Regions from separate parts of the Mus musculus genome. Here region 2 is linked to region 1. Evidence: chromatin loops called from intact Hi-C (ENCODE). Cell type or tissue: heart. All regions are shown on one strand.

Region 1 (8,000 bases):
GTGCCACTGAGGTTTTCAAGATCCCCCCTCTCCCTTCCCCCTCCCTCTTCCTTCCTCCCTCCGTCCCTCCGTCCCTCCGTCCCTCCCTCCCTCCCTTCCTTCCTTTTTCTTTTTTTAATAAGATAAGGTCTTATTGTGCAGTATAAGCTGGTTTTAACTTGTGACCCTCTTCCCCTGCCTCTTTCTGTACTGGATTATAATGTGTTGCAAAACAACACGCCTCCATCCCCCCCCCCCCTTTATTTTTTCAAGACCGGGTCTTACAATGTAGCTCTGGCTGTCCTGGAACATACTATGTAGACAAGGCTTGCCTGAAACTCAGATCTGCCTGCATTTGCCTTCTAAGAGCTGAGTCTTTTTAAAGGTGAAGATTATTAACACTGAGTGCCTCCTTCTTAAAGATGCTGTAATAAAAGGCAACAATATTTTCATCATAAAACTTGGAAAATAACTTTGAAAGGTTTCTGTCATTGGCCCAGTGCTGTGCATTTAGAAGTATTGAGACAGGAATTCTAATAGGCCTCAACTCCTTACATACTCAGCTAAGCTCTTTGAAAGGAATTGGGCTATTTAGTACAATTACACAACTTGTATAGTTACCAGGAATTAGTATAATGTGCAAAGATAGTTTTCCTGTGGATCTATATACTTTATGTACATGCACATGAGTTGAAACCCTGTGCTGACAGAGTGATGTTTGAAGACTCGGGGCTTCTAATAAAGGTAGTAATATACTGATAAGCAAAATTAAAGTTAAAGCACAGGGCTTGCAAAATCTACCAGAGCAGGCAAGGCCTGCGATACTCTCTGCAGAGAAGTCAGGGTCCAAGGACAAATGTATTAAAGTTAGAGGACATAAGACCCTTTGGAACCTCCTTCAACCTTTTCACTACCATTTTTGCCACTCATAGCAACACATCCTACATGTTTCTTTTTATGAAAACCACTTCCTCCTCGCTTTCCTCAGCCTGTGACATTGGCATAGGGCACTCTTCAGCTTGCTAAGATTCTGGGGTGCCCTCGTCTTGTGGCTTTTCCCACTCTCAGGCTCTTCTTTTTTGCTTCATGATCTGGCTTTTCCTGTTTGCCTGATTTGCTTCACCCTCAGGCTCAGCTTTGTCTTCTGGATTTCCTTCTGTGACAACCCCCACTCCCCACTTCGTTCTTTTCAGGTACACATAGATCTTCGAAGAACTAGGACCTGGGTTCAACAGAAGCATCCTCTAGCCACAAGTCTGTCATTAACATGCTCAAAATTGCAATACTGTGGGATAAAGTTACTGGAAGATAACTTGCCATGGATATGAAATTTTTTGTTGTTAAGGAAAAGTCTTATAGCTTAGCTTCTTGCAGTGCAAAACAGATACTCAGGGAGCAGGCAGATAATGTGTTGTACAGAGCTCTTAGAATGAGTTGGCAGATACATGGAAAATTGTGTGAAAATAATTGTCAAAGGAAATTTTAGTTCAGTCATTCTTTGTCACTAGGTGACACCCGTGGAAAAAGGATTAGCACCCTATTAAGAGGTCTAAGGATGGTGCCATTGCCCTTTAAAACAGAATGTACATACTACCAAATGCCAGCTCTGAACCAGAATAGGGCTCTTAAGCCCTTTAGGATGCAACTAACCCTCCCTCCCTCCCTCCCTCCCTCCCTCCCTCCCTCCCTCCCTCCCTCCCTTCCTTAATTAGAATAGAGTCATTGCAGATATAATACAGAGGACCCAATCTGATAAGGTAGGCATCCCTATTAGAAGAGGTGAGAGGGATGTGGGAGGAAGATTAGACAATGGAGTGCTGTACCTGTACCCAGGGAACAAAAGGATTGACTGCAGACTTGAAGCTAGGAGAAGCATGGTGCATTCTCCATGAAGATTTCAGAGGGAGGACAGCTCCAGTGAACAACTTCAGACTTCTGGCTCCAAACCACAAAAGCATTTCTGTCATTTTAAGCCATCCTGTTAGTAGTTCTGGTAGTCCTAGGGAATGTTTTGGGGGATAAAATTACATTTCCCCTTTCCCTTCCGTCCCTCTAAACTTTTTCATAGACCTCTATTGCTCTCTCTCAAATTAAGTCTCTTTTATTAACTGTTAAGTATATAAGTGTGTATACATATGCGTTCTCAAATGCATTAATTAGTACAACCCTCAGTCTGTATGATGATTTCGGGGCTGCTCATTTGGTAGTGTGTAACCTTCCCAGGGGAAGATTTACCCCATTCCTAGCTTCGGCATTCCTTAAGTACCCGTGGTTCTTTGTGTAGGGTAGGAGTCTCTTTTCACAAAGGGCTAATGCTTGAATTAAATTTAGCCTTTAAATGCTGGTAGAAAATTTTTCTTTAGCATTATTAGAACCAAACCAAACAGCTGCTGACTGGACAAGGAAGGCCATCGACTTTAAATTTTCTCCCATGACCAAGTGTGGGAAAGAGAGCATACAAGCTGTATCTTTTAGGCAGTGTGCACAGTATGTACTGATGGGTTAATATTTTATTGCTTGCCAAGTGGCTTAACCCATCCAAACCGCTGTTACAAACTGCCATAAAGTGGCTGGCTCATAGGCTACAGAAACTTGATTTTTACTGTTCTTGTGACTGGGAGGTCCAAGACGAGCACAGCTGATGAGAGCCATCTATTTCTAGTTCATGGCTGGCGTGACCTTGGTATGTTATGCTTGAGAGGGCGTAGGCACCTCTTAATAGGGCATTCATCTCTTTCCCGTGGGTGTCACAGTCATCTCGTGACCCAGAAAGTTCCTTAAAGCCCCACCTCTTAACATAGGAGTGTGCTGATGAACGCCATTCAGATGACAGAATTAGGTTGAGAGGGAGGTGGTTTCATCTGTTAATGTTCCAGGACCTGGGGACCGTGCCCATCAAGTCAGGCATAGACATCCAGGCCAGGCGAGAACTGGCCAACTACTTTTTGAGTACCAAGATTAATAAGTGTGAGGCCTAGCCGCCGGGATTATAGCGAGGCACACGCGGCTCTGGTCGCTCCCGGAGGTCTGGGCCTCGGCGCAGATCGCGTCCCTCAGTTGAGAACGGCCATGAAGCCCAGAGGCGGCTGGTAACTAAGGGCTCCGCTCCGCTCCCGGATGTGGCTTCACGCTACCGCCTCCGTCCTTCCGTCTGGGCGGAACTCGGCTCCCGGATCTGGTGGTTGTGTACGTGGAAGGGCGGCGCATGCGCGGCGGGGCCCGGCTCAGCTGTGCGGAAGGCTCGCAGCGCCGCGCGGCCGCGGGAGGCGGTGGGGCCGGGGCCGCCGCTGAGGCCGCCGGAGCCGGCCGGAGCCGGCGCTGAGGAGGGGCCATGAGCTGGTTCAATGCCTCGCAGTTGTCCAGCTTCGCCAAGCAGGCCCTGTCCCAGGCCCAGAAGTCCATCGACAGGGTCCTGGACATCCAGGAGGAGGAGCCGAGCGCCTGGGCCGAGGCCATCCCGTACGGCGAGCCGGGTAAGCGGGTCCCGGGGTGTCGCGCCTGCCTGCCTGCCTGCTGTCGGACCCCAGTCCCGCACGCCTCGGCCCCGGTGCGGGTCCTGCTGACCTCAGGTGTCAGCTCGAGCTCTGGTCCTGGCCCCAGGCCCCTGACTACAGAGTCAGGAGCACAGCCCCAGATCCCCAATTGCTAGGCGTCTTCCGCCTTGGCGCCCTAGGTCCGAGCCTTGTAAATCCCCAGTCCCGGAGCCCCGCGGGAAGCGTTTAAGGAACACAAAAGACTTTGTTTACAAAAAGTTCACCGTCTCAAAACAACCCGAGTCAGGGATGGTAGACCCCGTGTTCTACAGAGGAGCTAACCGAAACTCAGAATGCATAACTTTCTCCAGGTGAGGCACAGTCTGTACGGGGCAGAGTCCCAAGAGAATTTGTGCTCCAAGAGTTCCCAACTGTAGCCCTTTTTGCAGCACCAGATCTTTCAGATGAACTGAAATTACTCTTTCCAGGATTATTCGGTTGCTTGTGTCTTTACGTCTAAGGGAGTCTGGAGCACTTTTCGTGTGTAGCAACAGACACTGGGGCAAACCTTTGGATGAAAGTTAACTGTGGTTTCTGGTTTTAGATGTACATTGTTGAAAACTCGGGACCTAAGTTGAATCATTGATAACGTAGTTTATGTATGACTGTAGATATATCGTGATCTTATTTCATTCTCTGTGGCACCTTGCTATTGGGAAGCTCGCCTTTTTGTGGTTGGACCCCAGAGCTGGAGTTACTAAACTTAAGATCAGATGTTTCAAATAAAAAGATACTCATTATCCCCCGCCCCGGGCGAAATCTGAGACATGGATAGTGCTGTATAATTTATTTTAGAGGGCAGGTTGTCTGAAATGGAATATGCTTTCTTGAATGCTATTTTCATTGATCATCTGTTGTGTTTTAGATTACAAAACAACATGGGTCTGAAGAATAGGAATAGTTTAAGTGGATGTGTGGTTACTATAATTTTGTACCACATTTTTCAAGAGGCAAAGTTAAACCCTGGTATCCGTGAGGATGCTAATTAGCTACCTCGAAGACCTAATCTTGCCTTAAGCTTTGTTTTCTGGTTTCACACACTGAACAAATAAATGTAAAACTCTGTTCCCAGTTCAGTTTCCCCAACACTCTTCATTCCTCATAGCTGTGGAATCACGTTAAGAGGCAGATTTTATTAAAGGGCTTCTTGAGTTGTTTTTTTTTTTTTTTTCTTCCTCAGGAAGTCTGTGTACCCTTTCCATAAGCTTCTAATTGCAGAGTTTTGGTAATTTTGCTATCTTAAAAAATGTGGAAAAAATAATTTGGGGTTTAAGAGAGGGGAACTTGCAGACTGGTCATTAAGTACATAAAAGTGAATTCATTCACTAGAACTCACTGTTCTCATCAGTTTAATTATGATTTTTGAAAAAGACTGTCTCTATTATCTCAGGTTAAGTTTTGAGCATTGCTGTCTGTTTAGTTTATAATGTTACAAGAATAAAATGAGCGTGTGGCTGGATAGTGCTGTGACTGCATGTGCCTGTTAGTGAAGATTTGAACTGTCTTTGTGAGATGAGCCATGTGCCTGGGATTTCACACTGGCTGTACAGCCTTGATCACTACTTTAAGCATGTATTCCGAGGGGCTAGCATACTTGCTTTGGCCTGGCAAAACCAAGTCTGGTCTTGTACTTGTTCCTGAGACTCTCATAGGTTGGCCCACACTGGTTTTATTCTTTAACGCCCAAAGTTAACCTGGAAACTAATAAAGTGATGCTGTAAGGAAAGAGTCTAACTTTTCCGAGTTACAGGGTGCAGTTCATAAATTCCCTTTGCTCCCACTTGATGACTGATGATGATTTAAATACGAATGCTAACATTCTTTACTTAATGAACTAATTTATTTTGTCAAAGGAATAAGTCCCCCTGTGAGTGGAGGATGGGACACTTCAACCTGGGGATTGAACTCAACAAGCAGCGAACCTCAGAGTCCCCCAACAGCCTCTCAAGCAATTACAAAGCCAGTTCGAAGGACTGTAGTAGATGAATCTGAAAATTTCTTCAGTGCCTTTCTCTCTCCGTCGGATGCCCATACCATTCAGAAGAGCCCAGTGGTATCAAAACCTCCATCTAAATCCCAGCGGCCAGAGGAAGAAGTGAAAAGCAGCTTACAAGAATCGTCATCTCCTGGCCAGTCCAGAGTTTCTGAGACAGCTGAAGTGAGAGACTCCGTGTGTGTTTCTGGAGAGACTTCAGCCGTGGGCACTCCCTCACCTGTACCTGAAGACAAGCATGAAGAAACGGCAGGTGAAGAGTCTGAGGTGAAGGTGCCCACTGTGAGATTGAAGGCGTCTGAAAACGTAGTTAATGTAAACACAACAGAAGATGTATCTACCACATCCACTCAGTCTCTCACGGCAGAAACGAAGGATATGGCTTTGGAACCTAAAGAACAAAAACACGAAGACAGACAGAGCAACACACCTTCTCCTCCTGTTAGCTCCTTCTCGTCGGGCACCTCCACCACTAGTGACATTGAAGTTTTAGATCACGAGAGTGTAATCAGTGAGAGCTCGGCCAGTTCGAGGCAAGAGACTTCGGATGCAAAGTCGAGTCTTCACCTCATGCAGACGTCATTTCAGCTCCTCTCTGCGTCTGCTTGTCCCGAGTATAGCCGCTTAGATGACTTCCAGAAGCTCAATGAGAGTTGCTGCTCATCGGATGCTTTTGAAAGAATAGACTCATTTAGCGTGCAGTCTCTAGATAGCCGGAGCGTAAGTGAAATCAACTCAGACGACGAACTGCCAGGCAAAGGCTATGCTTTAGTACCCATAATAGTGAGTCCTTCAACCCCAAAGACTAAAGTAGTAGAATCTACTGAAGAGAATGCTGAAGAAGAGGAAGGAAACGAGACATTAGTTGCGCCGTCTGAGGAAGCAGAATTAGAGGAAAGTGGCCGAAGTGCTACTCCAGTGAACTGTGACCAGCCAGATATATTGGCTTCTCCCACAGCAGGAAGTGGCGGGCACTCTGCCTCTGGACCGGCCACTGAGCAGTGTGAAGCTGTTGAAAACCAGCCAAAAGCACCGCCAGAGAAAGAAGATGTTTGCAAGGTAACTACAGAGTAGAAGAGGGCATTGGGGTATGTTTCAGAGTTACAGATGTTTTCGTGGATGTGTGGTGATTTGAAAAAGTAGATGTTTGATCATTTAATTGTAGCAGTTACGGACTTTAAAATGAGTAATTATGTTAAATTACTTGAAGTTCTTGCAAAGCAACTATGGTAGACTTAAGTAGATATTATATAAAAGCTTAGTGTTTCCATTTTCCATCTGTATTGCTGCGTCCTTATCACTTTAACATTCTTTGATGCTCTGTTCATCTTTCTGACAGTTTGCAAAGGACTGTTTAAGTCACAATGTGTTCTCCTGAAGATAGACATGGAATATCAATCTGAATGTTACCACTTTTATATCAAAGTGTTTTGCATATGTATCCTATTTATGGGAAATTTTAGATTTTATCGTTTTGGTTTTATATGAATACTGTAGATGCTTTCCTGTGTTTACTAGTCTAATGTTGATGTTTCATTGACATAACAGGTATACTTCTTACAGTGCTTTGGCGTGCCTTTTCCTTACGTTACTTTGCTATCTGTTTTTAATAGCTATCTTATATGAATGAGAAAATGAAATGGCCAGGGAGCAAAAGTAAAACCTGGGAATGACCAGTGACTTCTCCCTAATACATACAAGAGAGAATGGTGTCCATTCTTAATGTTAGACCACAGCGCTGCTTTCTCCTGAGTCTTAGACATTGAATAGGAGCTAACATCTCTAATAGGCTTCTGAAATGTATATATAATGTGGAGAAATGTGTGTGTGTGTGTATATATACGTATATATATATATATATATATATATATATATATAAATAAATAAAAGTGGAGAAATGTATATAACGTGGAGAGATGTATATAACATGTGGAGAGATGCATATAACATGTGGAGAGATGTGTATATATAACATGTGGAGAGATGTGTATATATAACATGTGGGGAGATGTGTATATATAACATGTGGGGAGATGTGTATATATAACATGTGGAGAGATGTGTATATATAACATGTGGAGAGATGTGTATATATAACATGTGGAGAGATGTGTATATATAACATGTGGAGAGATGTGTATATAACATGTGGAGAGATGTGTATATATAACATGTGGAGAGATGTATATATAACATGTGGAGAGATGTCCTGTGAATGCTCATTTTGCCTTAGTTAACATTTTTGAAAGTAGCAGGTTCCGTGCCCTGGGTTTCATACTGTTCAAGAACAAAATGCCATGCTGTAGTTTTGAATGAGCAGCAGCAGCAGCCATAGAGTACATGCTGGTATTTTGAATCCCCCAAAGGCATCACTAGTTACTGTTCATGTTTTCAGACTCCTTAGGAAGGTAAGTGATTTTTAGTCTGTTCTGACTCAAGACAAGACCTTTTTTTTTTTTTAAAGATTTATTTATTTTATGGATGTGAGTACACTC
Region 2 (8,000 bases), 62 kb before region 1:
GAAGCTTAACAACGGCAACCCATAAAATTAGAATCTCAACTGTTCAAAACACACCTGCCAATCATTGGACCTGGGAAATCTCTAAAGCACACGTATTTCTCTCTTAGACTTAGAAATATTATTTTTATGTATTATTAAGAATATCCCCATAATCAGTTTGAATTTTTAATTTTTGTTTACTTTAATGCTTATTCTCTCAGTACCACATGCTCCTGGTCTGGGATCCCAGATGGGAATGAACAGCAAAAAATAAATAAATAAATAAATAAATAAATAAATAAAAGGAAAATCTGTACACTTTGCTCAAATGCTACATACTACAAGAAACAGCCAATTCAATTCAGTTTGAGAGAGATACCCTCTCCAGGTCACATGCTGAAAACAGGTAGCTACAAACCAGACTTCAGGCCTACTTTAATTGGACAAGGTATTATTTTATAAGTTCTAAATATCCCAGAAAACATGCAAATATTTGGCACCACTGAAAGAATAAACCCAGCCATGTAAAACTTGCATGTACATGTCATAAGTGGGGTGTGTGTGCATTGTGTGTGTTGTGTTGTACTGGGAATTGATCTCAGAGCTTTGCACATGCTAGGCAAATGTTCTCCGCCAGTTCCTTCTGCATTGTGGCCTCTCTGTGGGCTGTGGCCCCTCCAGTTTTTCTTATGCTGACTGACCTCCAATCATCTTGCTTCATTCACATTTATTGTTTCCTGAAGAATTCTTTAAGAATTGCTCTTGTTTTTTAATGTCTTCTCCAAGAAAGTGCATTCCTTAGATAAAACCCTATGAGTTGAGTTAATAGCTGTCAATAACTCTGACACCAACACATAGCAAGTTTTCCCCCTCCCCCACAAATGCACATTTTCTTTTTTTTTTTTCTTTCTTTCTTTCTTTTTTTTTTTTTTTTTTTTTTTTGGTTTTTTGGTTTTTTGAAACAGGGTTTCTCTGTGTAGCCCTGGCTGTCCTGGAACTCACTCTGTAGCCCAGGCTGGCATCAAACTCAGAAATCCACCTGCCTCTGCCTCCCAAGTGCTGGGATTAAAGGCATGTGCCACTACTACCCGGCTCTTTTTTTTTTTTTTTTTAAGATTTACTTATTTATGTATATGAGTACACTGTTGCTGTCTTCAGACACACCAGAAGAGGGCATCAGATCCCATTACAGATGGTTGTGAGCCACCATGTGGTTGCTGGGACTTGAACTCAGGACCTCTGGAAGAGCAGTCAGTGCTCTTAACTACTGAGCCATCTCTCTAGCTCCATTTTCTTTAATCTACCTTAGAAATGTTTATGACTCACTTACCATCTACCATAACAGAGAAACCTTTGTACTTTTCACTGAGATAAGAGTCCATACATGTGGCGCTCGAGCCATCAAGGGTACTATAGATAGCATGCACTCTACTCCATGCTGGGCTGACCTGCATGGGTAGACTGCTCCCAGCCAAGTCAGAATTGGAATAGCATCAATCACCAAGCTTTCCCTCCAGAAAGACTTGAGTTTGAGAGCATCACGTGCAACCCCAGCTCACCAGAGCCACCGTAGCACACCAGCAACTTTAAGATAATAGAACTTAATCAAGGCCAGTTACCTTCGGATACTTCAGGGTACTACAAGTGTCTTCCTCAGCCTGTTCTCAGGCCAGGCTCCTCTGTGTAGGCTGTGCCATGTTGTTCCCCATCTCGGTGGCCTTTGGTGAGCCCACCTTCTCACACATTCTTCTTTAAAAGTCCTGGACTTATCTCCAGTAACTTTTTACCTACTTGAAAAATAAATAGAACCAGAAGAATAGACAAGTGCTGACGCCTTCCCCTAACATCAATACGGAAGGTTTTGTTTTGTTTTTGTTTTTTTACATACAATTTTTCTAAAATCTATTACCAGAATCTCATATATATTTCTGGGCTCTTTCCTAGAATTTCGGTTCAGATGGTCTTAGATGGGGAATTCCCCCTCTGCCCAATTTCTAGTGATATTGATGGTGCTTATTTGAGGCACTATAGTTTGATGAAAACAACTTTATGGCATTCTTGGGACACTATAGCCTCAAATGATCTCTTCTTCTATCCATTAGAATTGATACAAGTCCCAAGTTTACTTCCAAGTCTACTACTTCCTAGACACAAAATCAAGCCAGCAATAGTGTCCATCCTATATCTTTATCTGGAACCACCTTCATCTGGAACTTCTTTTATACCATCTATCACAATCTGCTTCAGGGTTAAGGTCCTTTTGGACCGTTTATATCTCTCAAGTTCCTTAATGGGTGTCTTTTTCTCTCTATTCTGGATACTCACTGAGGTGTTGGTCCACAGTCAGATTCAAGATAACATCTTTTTTTTTTTAATCGTTTTTTTGAGACAGGGTTTCTCTGTATAGACCTGGCTGTCCTAGAACTCACTTTGTAGACCAGGCTGGCCTCAAACTCAGAAATCTGCCTGCCTCTGCCTCCCAAGTGCTGGGATTAAAGGCGTGCACCACCACGCCCGATTCAAGATAACAACTTAAATAACCACCACTAAAGTACATTTTACAATCCTGCCATATCTTCCTCTCTCTCTCTCTCTCTCTCTCTCTCTCTCTCTCTCTCTGTGTGTGCACTCTATATAAGGCTGCATGTGCTCATACATCCCAAATACACTTTAAAAATACTAACCTAATGAGTTAAGCAGAAAGGAACCCCTACTAATAACAGGAATTGATTTTCTCCTGTTTGTGATCTTGATATTTTAACCTTTAATTAAAATTTGTTGTTGCTGTTGTTACTGTTTTAAGTAGCAAGGCTAGTCTTGAACTCCTGTTTCTCCTCTCTCCACCTCTGAAGTCCTGAGGGTACAGGTATGTGCCACTACACCCAGCTCAAGTTTGAGTTTTTGCAACATCAAAGCCAGTCATCTTTTCCTTGGTTTCTGCTTGCTCTGCTGAGAAATGGTCGCTCTAATGACTAAACATGTCTTCCTCTCTCCTTGCAACTTTATTTAAAAGGCTCAGGCTTTTCACAGAATGTTTACTGCTGTGGATAAATTAAAGGGTTAAACTTTAGAAAATAAGTTGGTGCAAGATCTCTCCTTTATCATTCTTTTCCAGGCAGGTAATGAAGATTCAGTGTCTTGTCCCTTTATCCCTTGCTCTGAGCTCCCAGCTTATTTGGAACATGGTATTATGGGTCTGGTTCCTATAATGGGCCAAAGCTACATTTTGCTTTAAAAAATTTTTTTTTAGATTTCTTTATTTTTATTTTATGTGCATGCATGTTTTGTTTGTATGTGCACCACACATGTACCTGTTACCTGCAGAGGTCCTAAGAGGGCATCAGAACCCCTGGAACTGGAGTTGCTCATAACTGTGAGCTACCATATGGGTGCTGGGAACCGAATCTGGGTCTTCTCCTCAAAAAACATATGCTCTTAACTGCTGATCCATCTCTATAGCCCCACTTTGCTTTTTAAAATGTTATTTATTTAACCTCCACATACATGTTTAAACACATACAAAGATCATACTATTTTAGCTCTTGCTTGCAGGTTTACAAATTACTTAAAGCATTCCATGTAGTTTTTAAAATCCCATTGCTCTTAATTATTGGTGTTTTTCATGGGTAAACCCTACCCAGACACAGCCACCCCCTTCCTCTTGAAGTCTGACACCAGAAGTGCAGAGGATCAGAGGTACATGGGGACTTTCCTTGGCCTGAAGAGGATATTGAATGTCCCCTCAGGAGGGCAGGGCACTGTGAAACATTCCTCTCCAGAGGACATGGACAAAGAACTGACTGCAAGCAGAACCCACAAGGGCTCGTCACACTGACAGGTGCACATGGGCAGGGACGAGGAAAAACATGCTCAGCTGTTAACAAACTTCAAGCGTCTTAGCACTGTCAGCATCTTCTGAAAATGCACACACGATGGATGCTCGAGTCACCTCCTAAGGCAGAGCACCACTTAAACCTCTTTAAGGACTGGCTGGACTTGAACTTGAGGCTGTTGCTATGCAACAGAAGCTGAATGTCGATCTTAGAGTTGGGCAGATGTGACTCATTTGTAGTTATTTTGTCCTTGTGAAGTTTACCTAGATACAGTTTACTTTCTTTTTGAAAAATATATTCTGTTTTTAAATGTTACTGAAATATTAGAAATGTGCTTTGAGAAGGATAGGCTGTGTGTGTGTGTGTGTGTGTGTGTGTGTGTGTTTTCATGTCAGGGGTCAAACTCAAGCATCATTCCTTGGGAGCTATTTACCTTGGTTTGTGAAACAGGTCCTCTCACTGGCCTGATAAGCTTGATAAGCAGAGGCTGGCCAAGGAGCCTCCTGAGTCAGTGTGTCGATCTCTCGAATGCTAAAACCGTGAGCAGGTGCCATCACGCCTGGCTTTTTAATGTTGTCTGGAGACATCTAATTCATTTGCCACTCAAGCACTTTACTTACGAAGCTATCTCCCCCTCAGCCCCTAGAACATATATAATTTTTCATTATATGTAGATGCTTGTGTGTGGCTATGTGCATGTGAGTGTAGGTGCTTGGAGAGGCCACAAGAGGGCATCAGATCCTCTGGAGCTGGAGTTTCAGGGAGTTGTGAGCGCCTAATGTGGGTGCTGGGAAGCAAATTCTGGTCGTCTGCAAGAGCTGTTTTTAACAGCTGAGCGTCTATCCAGCAGTTCTAGCCTTGTGACCTCAGGGAAGTCATGTCTGCACAGAGCTCCTCCTCCTCCTCTTCCTCTTCCCCTATCTTCCTCTTCCTCTTCCTCCTCCTCCTCCTCCTCCTCAAAAGGCTGGTGTAGGACAAACACAGTGAAAGAATTAGTTTTTTTCCTTTTGGTTTTGTTTTTTAAAGTAATTGTCCCTGTTTATCGCTCACTCCCCTTATATAACTTGATCTTTTAACACTATGGACTGGAAGCTCTTACTGTCATTTTACAGTGGAGGAAAGCGATACTTAGCACCCACCAAGCAGCGCGTAAACTCTTGGCACCAGGCTTTGAGCTTCCCTTGTTTCTGTGGTCCATTTCCCCACAAGCCTTGGATTGGTAAATGCCCAGTAACAGTGGCTTTGGTTCTTTTGCCTCTGTGGTGATTTTGGAGAGCAATGCAGCCAATATTTCTAACGTCTTCTGCATCCACCAAGACATGTATGATTTATGATTTTTTGCTTTACAGCTCTTACATTTCCAGGATTCATTTTTTTCTTCTTCTTCTTCTTCTTCTTCAAATGCTTAAAACGCAGGTGCAACTGCCAAAGGAGCTGGAGTAAGATGAGCAGAGTCACCTAGAACAGCAAGCTCAGAGCTGGAGGCCATTTCACGAACAGTGCAGGCGACGGACCTGGGGCCGTGGCTCCAGCCAGGCTGAGGATGGTTTGGGCTGTGAGAAGACACAGGCCCAAGAGAAAAGGGAAGGATGCAGAACACCCATGTTCACAGACAACACGTTCTTCTTCTCAGAGTTTGACTGCCTTGCCTGAAAATTGTAGCGTTGTGCTTCTAGAAGCAGAAGCTAACCTCGTTTGGTAAACCCTTTACTATTGTTTTCTTCTAGTGAGTGACAATAAATATGAAGGAAGTGTTAACTGTCGAGCCCCCTTTCATTTTTTTCCTCCTCCCATCTCCTCTGTCATCACTGCATGACATCTAAAAGGGAATAAATGTGAGGTGAGTGCCTGCCAGGCCTTCTGCAGTTTTTTGGAATAAAGGACTCTTGGCTAGTTCTTGGAGAACCAGTGAAAATCCCTCCTCTCACTCTGCTCGTTATTGGTCTCACAAAATACCCAACAAAAGCCACTTAAGGAGGGAAGGATTTACTGTGGTTCATGATTTGAGGGTGTAGTTTATCATGGAGTCCCAGGTAAGGCACAGCAGCAGGAGCCTAAGGCAGCTGGTCCCATTGGTCACAGGAGGCAGAGGGAGATGGAGATGGTATTCAGTGACATCCTCTCGTGACATTCAGTCTAGGACCCTAGGCCAGGGATGCTGCCATCCACATTCAGGGTTCATCTTCTCTCCTCAGTTCAGCCTCTCTGGAAAGTTCCCCAAGATGTACCCACAGGTGAGTCTCCTAGGTGATTCTAAATCCAGGCAAGCTACCAGTGACAATTAGTCAGCCTGAACTCTGCTCAGCATCTCCTTGCTGACTCCCTGATGTCTTGAAGTAGTCTACTGCTACAGGTGTCTATGAGGAGCAAAGCGTGCAAGCAACAGGCTGTGGGGAAAGCAAAGTGTGACCAGAAAAATTCAGGAGAAAAGCAAACCCTTCATACATACAAATACCCTGCTGTGATTCTGAACTTAGGGACAGCGACAGACAGCATGTTGTTTTAGATAAAAATGTGGGGGTGATAAATAATACAGTAATTGGCAGTTTTTACACACACAGACACACAGACACACACACACACAGACACACACACAGACACAGACACACACACACACACACACACACACACACACACCTGAGTCTCTTTAGAACCCTTCTAAAGGAGGCATGTCTACAGGATTAAATCCCTCATCCTCTGCTTCAGGATACTCTATCACCAGGCCCTGGTGAGCCAATCCATTCTCTTCCCTTGAAAGTCTTAAGTTGCTCCTGACAGAACATCCGTCCATCCTCCTACACATGCAGTGTAGCTGTCCTCTTTGACTTTTCCGTAGAAAAGTCCAAGACATCCACCATCTATGAAGGTCCTGTCCAATCTCCCAACCACATGGCAGGTCCTATCCCTTCTGTTTTAGCATTCCCAACAGCTCCAAGCCCTTTCCTTCCCTCCTTCCAAGTTTCTGCGGTTCTTAGCATTATAGTTAGGAGATGCACAGAATTTAAGATACTGTAATAAAATCTCTAAGATAGTGAACTTTTTTTTTTTTAAGTAATGAAAATACAGGAATTGGGAAATCAAGTTTTGGTGACTTTCTGGGTTCTTTGGTCTTTTTGTTTGTTATGCTTTGTTTTTCTAGACAGGGTTTCTCTGTGTAGCCTTAGCTGTCCTGGAACTTGCTCTGTAGACCAGGCTGGCCTTGATCTCGTGGATCTGGCTGTCTCTGCCTCCTAAGTTTTCAGATTAAAAGCTTGTACTACCACCCTGTCTTGTCTTGTCTTGTCTTTTCTTTTCTTTTCTTTTCTTTTCTTTTTTGTACTTTCTGTTTTCTTACCTGAAAAAGAAAGCAACACCTCCCTTCTCTTTCCTTTTAATAATCATAGATGATGTATCACAGGCAAAGAGGGCTGGGAGAGAATCTCTCTAATGCAGTGGTTCTCAGCCTTTCTAACGCTGCTGTGACCCTTTAACACAGTTCCTCAAGTTGTGACACGCCCCCCCCCCCTTCCCCGCCAGAGGGCAAACCTACTCCATCTTGGAACCACCCTCATCTTAAAAGAAAAACAGAAAGCCTGAGAACTTGACCTGCAGCTAAACCCAAGTACCAGGAAGGACCCCATGGCTTGCCCTTGGCCAGAGTTCCTCCCTAGCTTCTTCTTAGCAACAGTTAATCAAAGCTTAGTCTGATTGTTTCAGACGTACTTTCAGACCCTTCCTGACTGTATACCTTCTTGCTTCAGAGCACCCACCTGTTGGCTTAATATAGGCATTCAGTTAGATGCTTACCAGGATGGAAACCTGCCCCCCCACCCCCAGCTTGCTCCCATTTTCCTATAAAACCTTGTCTCAATGAGAGTTCAGGGCTGCTTTACATTGAAGTCGGCTCTTTCGTGGTCTTTTGGGGTTCATAAAATCTTCCTGGCACAACACTCCAACTATAAAATTAGTTTTATTGCTATTTTATAACTGTAATTTTGCTACTGCTGTGAATTGTAAAGTTAAACCTGTGTTTTTGGATGGTCTTGGGCCACCCCTGTGAAAGGCGTCAAGACCCACAGATTGAGAACCGCTGCTCTAGTGGAACAAACTAGAAACAGTTCATCGTAGGAAGAACAAATTATGAAAAAATTCTGGACTTTCTGGTTTGGTTTGGTTTTGGTTTTAAAGATAGAGAATACAAAAGTGGAC

Evidence for each region. Peaks named below come from ENCODE experiments on the same cell type or tissue, not always from the same donor. Only the 100,000 strongest peaks of a DNase experiment are listed, where the experiment ranks them.
Region 2: a loop joins it to region 1, with 2.0 times the contacts of the local background. A loop is called at or near these places in 3 of 42 quality-filtered maps.

What each region holds. Positions count from the first base shown.
Region 1 is chr6:97,174,334-97,182,333 of GRCm38, reverse strand. Tmf1 (TATA element modulatory factor 1) reads left to right here and starts at 3,210. Exons shown (of 17, transcript NM_001081111.2): 1 at 3,210-3,452; 2 at 5,366-6,564. The coding sequence starts at 3,311. In heart, no CTCF peak of the experiment used is centred here; a DNase peak (open chromatin) is centred at 3,163; H3K4me3 peaks cover 2,506 bases; H3K27ac peaks cover 2,290 bases.
Region 2 is chr6:97,236,100-97,244,099 of GRCm38, reverse strand. Lmod3 (leiomodin 3 (fetal)) reads left to right here. Exons shown (of 3, transcript NM_001081157.2): 3 at 5,229-5,568. The coding sequence ends at 5,255. Among named protein-coding and RNA genes, the nearest start is that of Lmod3, 13 kb to the left of the region's middle. In heart, a CTCF peak has its summit at 4,536 (motif pointing right); no DNase peak of the experiment used is centred here.